Regions from separate parts of the Homo sapiens genome. Here region 2 is linked to region 1. A link is a loop called in an ENCODE intact Hi-C map of the cell type or tissue named here. Cell type or tissue: HepG2. All regions are shown on one strand. Each heading gives the region's core, and the rest is flanking DNA. Links, peaks and the distances in the headings are about the cores only. Region 1 has its middle 17 kb from the start of TRMT10C. Region 2 overlaps SENP7 (SUMO specific peptidase 7).

The links. A loop is a pair of places that touch in the nucleus more often than their neighbours do. Peaks named below come from ENCODE experiments on the same cell type or tissue, not always from the same donor. Only the 100,000 strongest peaks of a DNase experiment are listed, where the experiment ranks them.
Region 2: a loop joins it to region 1, with 2.4 times the contacts of the local background. A loop is called at or near these places in 2 of 110 quality-filtered maps.

What each region holds. Positions count from the first base shown.
Region 1 is chr3:101,542,390-101,547,767 of GRCh38, reverse strand. No RefSeq gene overlaps it. Among named protein-coding and RNA genes, the nearest start is that of TRMT10C, 17 kb to the left of the region's middle. In HepG2, for the core only: a CTCF peak has its summit at 3,121; no DNase peak of the experiment used is centred there.
Region 2 is chr3:101,464,118-101,469,495 of GRCh38, reverse strand. The region is part of intron 3 of SENP7 (SUMO specific peptidase 7); the gene reads left to right. Among named protein-coding and RNA genes, the nearest start is that of SENP7, 46 kb to the left of the region's middle. RefSeq lists enhancers at 1,854-2,400, 2,401-2,948. In HepG2, for the core only: no CTCF peak of the experiment used is centred there; a DNase peak (open chromatin) is centred at 2,385; H3K4me3 peaks cover 1,343 bases.

The sequences.
Region 1 (5,378 bases), core at 269-5,268:
TGGAAAACAGTCATCATGTGCTAAGTCTACCTCTGGATGGGCCACAGGACCAGCTGAGTCAAGAGTCATGGGTCCTGGTGGGATCAGTTGGTTGCCAGAAAGTCTGAAAAAATCTCAAAAGACAAATCTTAGTGATGTTATCTATAGGAGCAATTGGGAAAGTCATAAATCCTGTGGCCACATGACTCCTGAGGAACAAGGGATTATAGAAACTATACTAGAATTCAGGCCCCTCCCATAATCCTAATCTTGTGGCCTTTCATCAATCTTATAAATGTGGTTTTCAATCTGTGAACAAGGAGGAGGTTAGTTTTAGAGAGGAACTATTATTGTCCTTGCTTTTAAGTTAAAATATAAATTCCTCCCATTGTTAGCTTAGGCTACACTGAGGAATAAGCATAGACAGCTTAGAGTTTAGAAGCAAGATGGAGTCAGCCATGTCAGACTTCTTTTACTATCATAATTTTGCAAAGGTTGTTGAAGGCCAGGCCTTTTTTGCTTTTTAAAACTTTAATGAAATGAAAGTCTTTGGACAACGACAGTCAGAGGCCAAACAAAAGAATTGTGCTGTACAGCAGGTACTCAAATAATATGGGTGTGGGTTTTCTCTTAGTACTCCAGTTTCCTTTCACAATCCAAAGATGTGCACATTAGGTTAATTGGCATGTGTACATTGTACCAATCAGAGTTAATTCAGGTGTGTGTGAGGGCACTGTGCAGTAGGATGATGTTCTGTTCAGGTCTGGTTTCTGCATTATGCCCTGAGCTGCTGGATAGACTCTGGCTATACCTGACCCTGAACTGGTGGAATAAATAGATTGGAAAATGAATGAAAGAGTTAATACAGATTATTGTAAAATAAAATTTGTAAATTATACAGTGATCATACAAAATGTATGACCATAAACAATGTGGTATGAAAGCGCTCAATGAGCCTGCCATGTTTGTGATTGTTATTGAACTGCATGGTGGGAGGAAGTGCTGTTTATGTCAGAGGCATTTGAACTAAAGCAACTCCATCTTTTTTTTTTTTTTTTTAAGACAGAGTTTTGCTTTTGTTGCCCAGGCTGGAGTGCAATGGCTCGATGTCAGCTCACCGCAACCTCTGCCTCCTGGGTTCAAGAGATTCTCCTGCCTCAGCCTCCAGAGTACCTGGGATTACAAGCATAGGCCACCATGCCTGGCTAATTTTTTTTGTATTTTTAGTAGAGACGGGGTTTCTCCATGTTGGTCAGGCTGGTCTCAAACTCCTGACCTCAGGTGATCCACCTGCCTCAGCCTCCCAAAGTGCTGGGATTACAGGCGTGAGCCACCATGCCTGGCCTGCAACTCCATCTTCTGTAGGGACTGGGTAAAATAAGGCTGAGACCTACTGGACTGCATTCCCAGGAGGTTAGGCATTCTTAGTCACAGGATGAGATAGGAGGTTGGCACAAGATACAGGTCACAAAGACATTGCTGGTAAAACAGCATGTGATAAAGAAGCCGACCAAAACCAAGATGGTGACCAAATTGACCTCTGATAATTCTCACTGTTCATTATATGCTAATTACAATGCATTAGGATGCTAAAAGACACTCGCATCAGCACCATGACAGTCTACAAATGCCATAGCAATGTTGGGAAGTTACCCTATATGGTCTAAAAAGGTGAGAAACGCTCAGTTCTGGGAATTGTCCTTTCCTGGAAAACTCATGAATAATCCACCCTATGTTTAGCATATAATAAAGAAATAACTATAAGTATTATCAGTTGAGCATTCCAAGCTGCTGCTCTGCCTATGCAGTAGCCATTATTTTGTTTCTTTACTTCTCTAATAAACTTGCTCTCAGTTTCTGGATTCGCTTCAAATTCTTTCTTGCATGAGATCCAATAACCCTCTCTTGGGGTCTGGTTTGGGACCCCTTTCCAGTAACCCCTTTCCAAAAACTTAACAGTTTTTGCTTTGCAAACGTTTATTTCTTGATTTAACCCAACACGCTTGTGACCTTCATCACTTACTGATTCACCAAAAGTTGGGCAATTATCTTGTTTTTATTAATCCTTTAAAAATGTATGTATAGCTCACATTTATTTCAGTGTTTAATATTAGATGTGTTTTTTCTCTTTATTTAGAAGTTTTGTAATGTTTTCGTTACTGGAAATATGCCTTAGGAACTTAACTCTTGTTTATATCAATTAGCCTAAGGTAAATTTGGTTTTATTATGCATTATTTAGCTTAAAGTCACAGCTTCAATAACCTATTGAGGAAAGAAAAATAGCTCAGAGCAGTCTCAGTTATGTGAGGTTTGCAAAATTTTTAAGCCCAGAGAAACATGAGTATGGGACTTTGGTCACATATACCCCCATTCTCATTGCTCCCCAACCCAGGCCCAGGGGTGTTTTTTTTTTTTGTTTTTTTTTTTTGTGACCGAGTCTTGCTCTGTCGCCCAGGCTGGAGTGCAGTGGTGTGATCTCAGATCACTGCAACCTCCGCCTCCTGGGTTCAAGCAATTCTCCTGCCTCAGCCTCCTGAGTAGCTGGGATTACAGGCGCCTGCCACCACGCCCAGTAATTTTTGTACTTTTAGTAGAGACAGGGTTTCACCATGTTGGTCAGACTGGTCTTGAACCCCTGACCTCGTGATCCACCCATCTTGGCCCCCCAAAGTGCTAGGATTACAGATGTGAGCCACCGTGCCCAGCTGCCAAGGGGTAATTGTTTAAAAGCATTTGTTCTCATGACTAGGTGCCTCACTTATTATTTTCATGCTCCTGCAATTTGAGATACAAAGAACAATGTATAGACGATCAATAGCATATGTTATTTTGATGTAAATTCTTGGTAAAAAATGTATGAACTGCCTCTTCCCTTTTGCTTTAAAAAGCCACTTGTAACTGCTGCTAATCAGAGTGTACATTTAGTACAACTTGAATCTATGATCCTGGGTAGCCATCCTTAAGCTTTGAGATCAGATAAACTATATTTAATCATATTTTCTGAATCTCATTATTTTAAGGTTGACACTATCTATGAAGTTAAATGAGGACTTACTGTGGTTTAATGCTTTGCAAAATTCATTGCTCTGTAATACCTTGGCTGCTTCCTCCTCTCTCTGCCTGAAGGTGGTGTCTTCTATTACCTGATTGCTCCAGGACTTAGGAAATGGTATATTATTGTTGGGAAAATACAATTAAAAGCAAAATCTTCCCAGCATTTTGGGAGGCCAAGGCAGGAGGATCACTAGAGCCCAGGAGTTCAAGACCAGCCTGGGCAACATAGTGAGACCCTGTCTCTCTTAAAAAAAAAAATCTCCCAACCCCAAAATCCTCTCCACAATGGTAGTAGAGATAGAAAACAGTTTCATTATTGAATGAGCATTAAACCACAATGTGATAGACATCATAGGCGACTCATTAAGAGATTGAAAAGACACAAGGAATCTCACCCCTTTATACTGACAAGCAGATGCAACCCATTACATGCATGTTTTCAAGAAAAACAAAAATAGGCTTCAAGTAAGAAAACTTGACAGCATATTTTGTCACATATAGTTCATCTTAAGTTTAGCATAATTGTTAGGAGGACCACCAGTGTTAGCTAATTGGTTTTATCCAAGTGAGAAGAAGCAAACTCCCTAAATCTTTTCATAAGGATATAGTTTTGAAGATTGGGCCAAGGCACCCTGCCCACCAAAATTCAGTTCTTACCCTCCCAGAAGAACTATGAGAGCTGTCTCCCTTGAATACGCATTTTGAAACATGACTCCCAGGTCCTAAATTGTGAGACTGAGAAGAGGTTTATTTAGCCATTATAAAGATGTAACATACATTTGAAAAGGACAGAGGATTAAATTCTGAAAGAAAAAGGAGAGGTCAGAGCTGTGCCTTCCCTTATTTCCACAGAAAAAAAAATTAAGTCTTTTACTTTTTTTTTTTTTTTTTTGAGTTAGAGTCTCACTCTGTCACCCAGGCTGGAGTGCAGTTGTGCAACCTCTGCTCACTGCAACCTTCACCTCCTGGGTTCAAGCAATTGTTGTGCCTCCGCCTCCTGAGTAGCTTGGATTACAGGCCCACACCACCATGCCCAGATAAATTTTGTATTTTTAGTAGAGATGGAGTTTCACCATGTTGGCCAGGCTGGTATCGAACTCCTGATCTCAGATGATCCGCCGGCCTCAGCCTCCAAAAGTGCTGGGATTACAGGTGTGAGCCACCATGCCCAGCCTGGGGCAATTATTTAAAAGGCATTTTATGCCTGACTAGCTACCTAAGCCATTATCTTCATGTTCCTAGAATTTGTGATACAAAGAAAAATGTATAGACAATCAGTAGTTTATTTTAATGTAAATACTTGCTAAATAATTTAGGAACTGACTCTTCTTTTCTGCTTTAAAAACCCACTGTTACTACTGCTAATTGAAGTGTATATTCAGGGCAACTTGAATGTATGCTCCTGGGTGGCCATCCTCAATCTTTGAGCTCTAGTAAACTCTATAGGTAATCATACTTTCTAAATCTTTTTATTTAAGGTTGACACATTATTGTAAAACAACAGGAAGATTGGTCTTATGAAATGCACCACTTCCTTTACTACAGGAGGAAAAGATAAATATTTCAGTTTGAGTCTTTGGGTGAACAAAACAGTGGTTTAGCTAACAACCTCCTTTTGTTGCTTTTCTCAGGGGTGGAACTATGGGGCTGATAATATCCATCATAACTCACACTTCATGTAAGGTAGATTCAACTTTCTCTTTTTTTTTTTTTTTTTTTTTTTGAGATGGAGTTTTGCTCTTGTTGCCCAGGCTGGAGTGCAATGGCATGATCTTGGCTCACCCCACAACCTCTGCCTCCCGGGTTCAAGTGATTCTCCTGCCTCAGCCTCCTGAGTAGGTGGGATTACAGGCCTGTGCCACCATGCCTGGCTAATTTTGTATTTTCAATTGAGATGGGGTTTCTCCATGTTGGTCAGGTTGGTCTCAAACTCCAACCTCAGGTGATCTGCCTGCCTCAGCCTCCCAAAGTGCTGGGATTACAGGCATGAGGCACTGTGCCTAGCCAGATCTAACTTTTTTAATGTAAACCAAAAATAAAATTATAAGCCCCCAACTGACTGATGGACCCTCCTCTTGGCCAAGGGCATTCCAAAATTAATCTGAAAAACTAGTTCAGGCCATGATGGGAAGTGGAGGGTGGTAAGTGTTAGACATGCCTCACACATGACCAACATTAACATAAACATAGAGACCTTAAGACTGATAGAACAGACTCCAAGTCTGATAAGAAACATCTATAATCTATTCTCTCTGAAGCCTGATACCTGGAGGCCTTATCTGCATGATGAAACCTTGGTCTCTACAACCCCTTATCATAACCCAGACATTTCTTTCTATTGATT
Region 2 (5,378 bases), core at 109-5,108, 78 kb after region 1:
TATGTGGTCAATTTTAGAATAAGTGTGATGTGGTGCTGAGAAGAATGTATATTCTGTTGATTTGGGGTGGAAAGTTCTGTAGATGTCTATTAGGTCTGTTTGTTGCAGAGCTGAGTTCAAGTCCTGGATATCCTTATTAACCATCTGTCTCGTTTATCTGTGTAATATTGACAGTGGTGTGTTAAAGTCTCTCATTATTGTTGTGTGGGGGTGTAAGTCTCTTTGTAGGTCTCTAAGGACTTGCTTTATGAATCTGGGTGCTCCTGTATTCTCTAAGGACTTGCTTTATGAATCTGGGTGCTCCTTTATTGGGTGTGTATATATTTAGGATAGTTAGCTCTTCTTGTTGAATTGATCCCTTTACCATTATGTAATGGCCTTCTTTGTCTCTTGATCTTTGTTGGTTTAAAGTCTGTTTATCAGAGACTAGGATTGCAACCCCTGCTTTTTTTTTGCTTTCCATTTGCTTGGTAGATCTTCCTCCATCCCTTTATTTTGAGCCTAAGTGCGTCTTTGCATGTGAGATGGGTCTCCTGAATACAGCACACTAATGGGTCTTCCCATCAGTGACTCTATCCAATTTGCCAGTCTGTGTCTTTTAATTGGGGTATTTAGCCCATTTACATTTAAGGTTAATATTGTTAGTGTGAATTTGATCCTGTCATTATGATGTTCGCTGGTTATTTTGCCCGTTAATTTATGCAGTTTCTTCATAGCACTGGTGGTGTTTACAATTTGGCATGTTTTTGCAGTGGTTGGTACCGGTTGTTTCTTTCCATGTTTAGTGCTTCCTTCAGGAGCTCTTGTAAGGCAGGCCTGGTAGTGACGAAATCTCTCAGCATTTGCTTGTCTGTAAAGGATTTTATGTCTCCTTCACTTATGAAGCTTAGTTTGGCTGGATATTAAATTCTGGATTGAAAATTCTTTTCTTTAAGAATGTTGAATATTGGCCCCCACTCTCTTCTGGCTTATAGGGTTTCTTCCGAGAGATCCACCATTAGTTTGATGGGCTTCCCTTTGTGAGTAACTCGACCTTTCTCTCTGGCTGCCCTTAACACTTTTCCCTTCATTTCAGCCTTGGTGAATCTGACAATTATGCGTCTTGGGGTTGCTCTTCTCACAGAGTATCTTTGTGGTGTTCTCTGTATTTCCTGAATTTGAATGTTGGCCTGCCTTGCTAAGTTGGGGAAGTTCTCCTGGATAATATCCTGAGGAGTGTTTTCCAACTTGGTTACATTCTCTCCATCACTTTCAGGTACAGCAATCAAATGTAGATTTGGTCTTTTCACATAGTCCCATATTTCTTGGAGGCTTTGTTTGTTTCTTTTTACTCTTTTTTCTCTAACCTTGTCTTCTTGCTTTATTTCATTAATCTGATCTTCAATCACTGATACCCTTTCTTCCACTTGACTGAATTGTCTATCGAAGCTTGTGCATGTGTCACGAAGCTCTCGTGCCATGGTTTTCACCTCCATGAGGTCATTTAAAATCTTCTCTACACTCTTTATTCTAGTTAGCCATTTGTCTAATGTTTTTTCAAGGTTTTTAGCTTCCTTGCGATGGGTTCAAACATCCTTCTTTAGCTTGGAATAGTTTGTTATTACTGATCTTCTGAAGCCTATTTCTGTCAGCTCGTTAAAGTCATTCTCCATCCAGCTTTGTTCCGTTGCTGGTGAGGAGCTGTGATCCTTTGGAGGAGACGAGGTGCTCCGATTTTTAGAATTTTCAGCTTTTCTGCTCTAGTTTCTCCCCCTTTGTGGTTTTATCTACCTTTGGTCTTTGATGTTGGTGACCTACAGATGAGGTTTTGGTGTAGATGACCTTTTTGTTGATGTTGATGCTATTCCTCTCTGTTTGTTAGTTTTCCTTCTAACAGTCAGGTCCCTCAGCTGCAGGTCTGTTGGAGTTTGCTGGAGGTCCACTCCAGGCCCAGTTTGCCTGGGTATCACCAATGGAGGCTGCAGAACAGCAAATATTGCAGAAGAGCAAATATTGCTGCCTGATCCTTCCTCTGGAAGCTTCGTCCCAGAGGGGCAGCCACCTATATGAGGTGTCTGTCATCCCCTAATGGGAGGCGTCTCCCAGTTAGGCTACACTGGGGTCATTGACCCACTTGAGGAGGCAGTCTGTCTGTTCTCAAAGCTCAAACGCTGTGCTGGGAGAACCACTGCTCTCTTCAGAGCTGTCAGACAGGGACGTTTACATCTGCAGAAGTTGTCTGCTGCCTTTTGTTCAGCCATGCCCTGCCCGCAGAGGTGGAGTCTAGAGGCAGTAGGCCTTGTTGAACTGTGGTGGGCTCTGCCCTGTTCTAGCTGCCCGGCCACTTTGTTTACCTACTCAAGCCTCAGCAATGGCGGATGCCCCTCCCCCAGCCAGGCTGCCGTCTTGCAGTTTGATCTCAGAGTGCTGTGCTAGCAGTGAGCAAGGCTTTGTGGGCGTGGGACCTGCCGAGCCAGGCACGGGGAGAGAATCACCTTGTCTGCTGGTTGCTAAGACCTTGGGAAAAGTGCAGTATTTGGGCGGGACTGTCCCATTTTTCCACGTAGCCTGTCACAGCTTCCCTTGGCTAGGAAAGGGAAGTCCCCTGACTCCTTGCACTTCCCGGGTGAGGCGACTCCCCGCCCTGCTTCAGCTTGCCCTCTGTGAGCTGCACCTACTGTCCAGCCAGTCCCAGTGAGATGAACCAGGTACCGAAGTTGGAAATGCAGAAATCACCCATCTTCTGCGTCAATCATGCTGGGAGCCGCAGACTGGAGCTGTTCCTATTTAGCCATCTTGGAATGCCCGATTTTGTGGCTTTTTGTAGTGATAACATGTGACTCCATTCTCTGTCTTATTTGTGTGTCTGCTCTACTATTGAGTTTTATACTTTTGTGTGTTTCTTTGAGAGTTTTAAGACTCTATTAAGCATTTTTGTAGTGTAGTGTGATAAATTCCCTTAGCTTTTGCTTGTCTGGGAAAGATGTTATTTGTCCTTCATTTTTGAAGGATAGGTTTGTGGATCTGGTATTATTGACTGACATTTTATTTTCAGCACTTGTAATATATCATCATATGCCTGTAAGGTTTCTGCTGAGAAATTTGTTTTTAATCTTATGGGGATTTTCTTATGTGTGATTTGATATTTTTCTTGCTATTTTTAGAATTGTGTCTTTGACTTTTCACAGTTTGACTATGATATACCTTGTAGAAGCCTTTTATGGATTGAATCTATTTGAGGAATTTTGTACTCCTGTATCTTCATGTTTTTGTCTTTTGCAAGACTTGGGAAGTTTTCAGCTATTATTTTTTTCAAATGTTTTCTTCCATTTCTCTTTCTTCTGAAACTCCCATAATTTGAATATTTGGTCGCTTTATGGCATCTCATATGTTATGTAGGCTTTCTTCATTTTTTAAAGTTGTTTTTTACTGTTATGTCTGAATGGGTTATTTTTTTAAAAATCTGTTTTCAAGTTCAGAAATTCTTCTGCTTAATTTTGTCTATTGTTGAGGCTCTCAACTGTATTTTATATTTCATTGAAATCTTCAGTTGTAGGACGTTTTAAATGATATCAATCTTTGTTGAATTTCTAATCGAGATCATAAATTGTTTTCATAATTTTTTGGATTATTTACTTTTTAAAAAATATCTCACTTAGTTTCTTTTGTATCAGAATTTTGATTTTTTTTCCAGCATTCCATACATTTCCTTTTCTTATGGGTCTCTTATTGGAAAATTATTTTGTTTCTTTGGAGGTGTCTTGTTTCCTTGCTTTTTCATGTTTCTCATGTCTTTTTGTTAGTGTCTGTGTTTATTTCAACAGCTGTTTTCTTCCAATTTACCATTAACATTGGTAGGGAAAAACTTTTTCCTATAGATATATTTATAGTGCTGGTTCTGTGAAGTGGTTTGTCTGATTTTTACATAGACACAGTCATGTAATCTTTTATGATTTTTTGGATTGTAACTCATGTCAGCAGTGTCACAGTTCCTAAGTGATGCAGACTGCTTTTGTTAATGGCAGCCATGGTGAGGCTTTGCTGAGCATGAGGACTCCAGGTGGGCTGTTCCTTAAGCACCAGTAGTAATGGCAGTGGGCTAGGTGGACTTGTCATTAGTTGCCTGAGTGGTGTGTGTGGATGCCAGTATGGCTGGGTGTGTTGAGCCAATCCCCAGACCTCTAAATGATTTGTGTAGGCAATGGCAGTGGCAGCTATAGGTGGAGTTGGCTTGTCCTCAGGTTTTTGGAAGGCATGTGTCTGAGCCAGTGGCGGGGGTGAGGGGGGTGGATTGATCCCTAGGCCTCTGGAGGATGATGTGCACAGGTGCTGATGGTGGGCAGAGTGGGTCTCCCTTCATGCCCCCTCCACCCCCCTAATGGTGTGTGTGGGTCTTGGTAGCAGTAGGTGGGTAGGTTGTTCCCTAGGAACCCTGATGATGTACATTGGTGACATTGAGGAATGTGGATTGATTTTTGTTTCTCCGGATGACATGTGTGGGTGCCAGTAGTGGTGGGTGGGCCACTTTAAGTTTTTTGTTATAATGTATTTTCATTCTTTTTTAAATAAAGCATAACATTAAATTTACATAAGCATCTGTTTCCTTTCTGTTCTTCAGATTGAATATTTCTATTGGTCTATCTATTTCCAGATCCACTTACCCCTTTTTAGTCTCCTTTCTGCTTTTTAGGCCAGCGGTCCCCAACCTTTTTGGCATCAGGTTTCATGGAAGACAATTTTTCTATGGATCCAGGTAGTGGGGCAGGTGGGATGGTTTTGGAATGATTCAAGCATGTTACATTTATTGTGCACTTTATTTCTGTTATTATTACATTGTAGTATATAATTAAATAAATATACAACTTACCATAATGTAGAATCAGTGGGAGACCTGAGCTTGATTTCCTGCAACTAGATGATCCCATCTGGAGGTGATGGGAGACAGTAACAGATCATCAGTCATTAGATTCTCATAAGGAGCATGCAACCAGTATCACTCATATGCACAGTTCATAATAGGGTTTGTGCTTTGAGAATCTAATGCTGCCACTGACCTGACAGGTGGTGGAGCTCAGGTGGTAATGTGAGTAATGGGGAGTGGCTGTAAATACAGGTGAAGTTTCAGTTGCTCACTTGCCGCTCACCTCCTGCTGTGCGGCCTGGTTCCTAACAGGCCATGGACCAATACCAGTCCATGGCCTGGGGTTAGGGACTCCTGCTTTAGGCCATTCAGTGCTTTTTAAAATTTGGTCATGTTACTTTGTAGTTCTCAAATTGCCATTTGTTTCTTTTTTAATTTTGTTCCTCTGTTGAGATTTTCTGTCTTTTTACTTCTTTCAGAGAGTTCATCCTCTCAGAGAACAGTATAATAGCCACTTTAAAGCTTTTTCCTGGCTGGG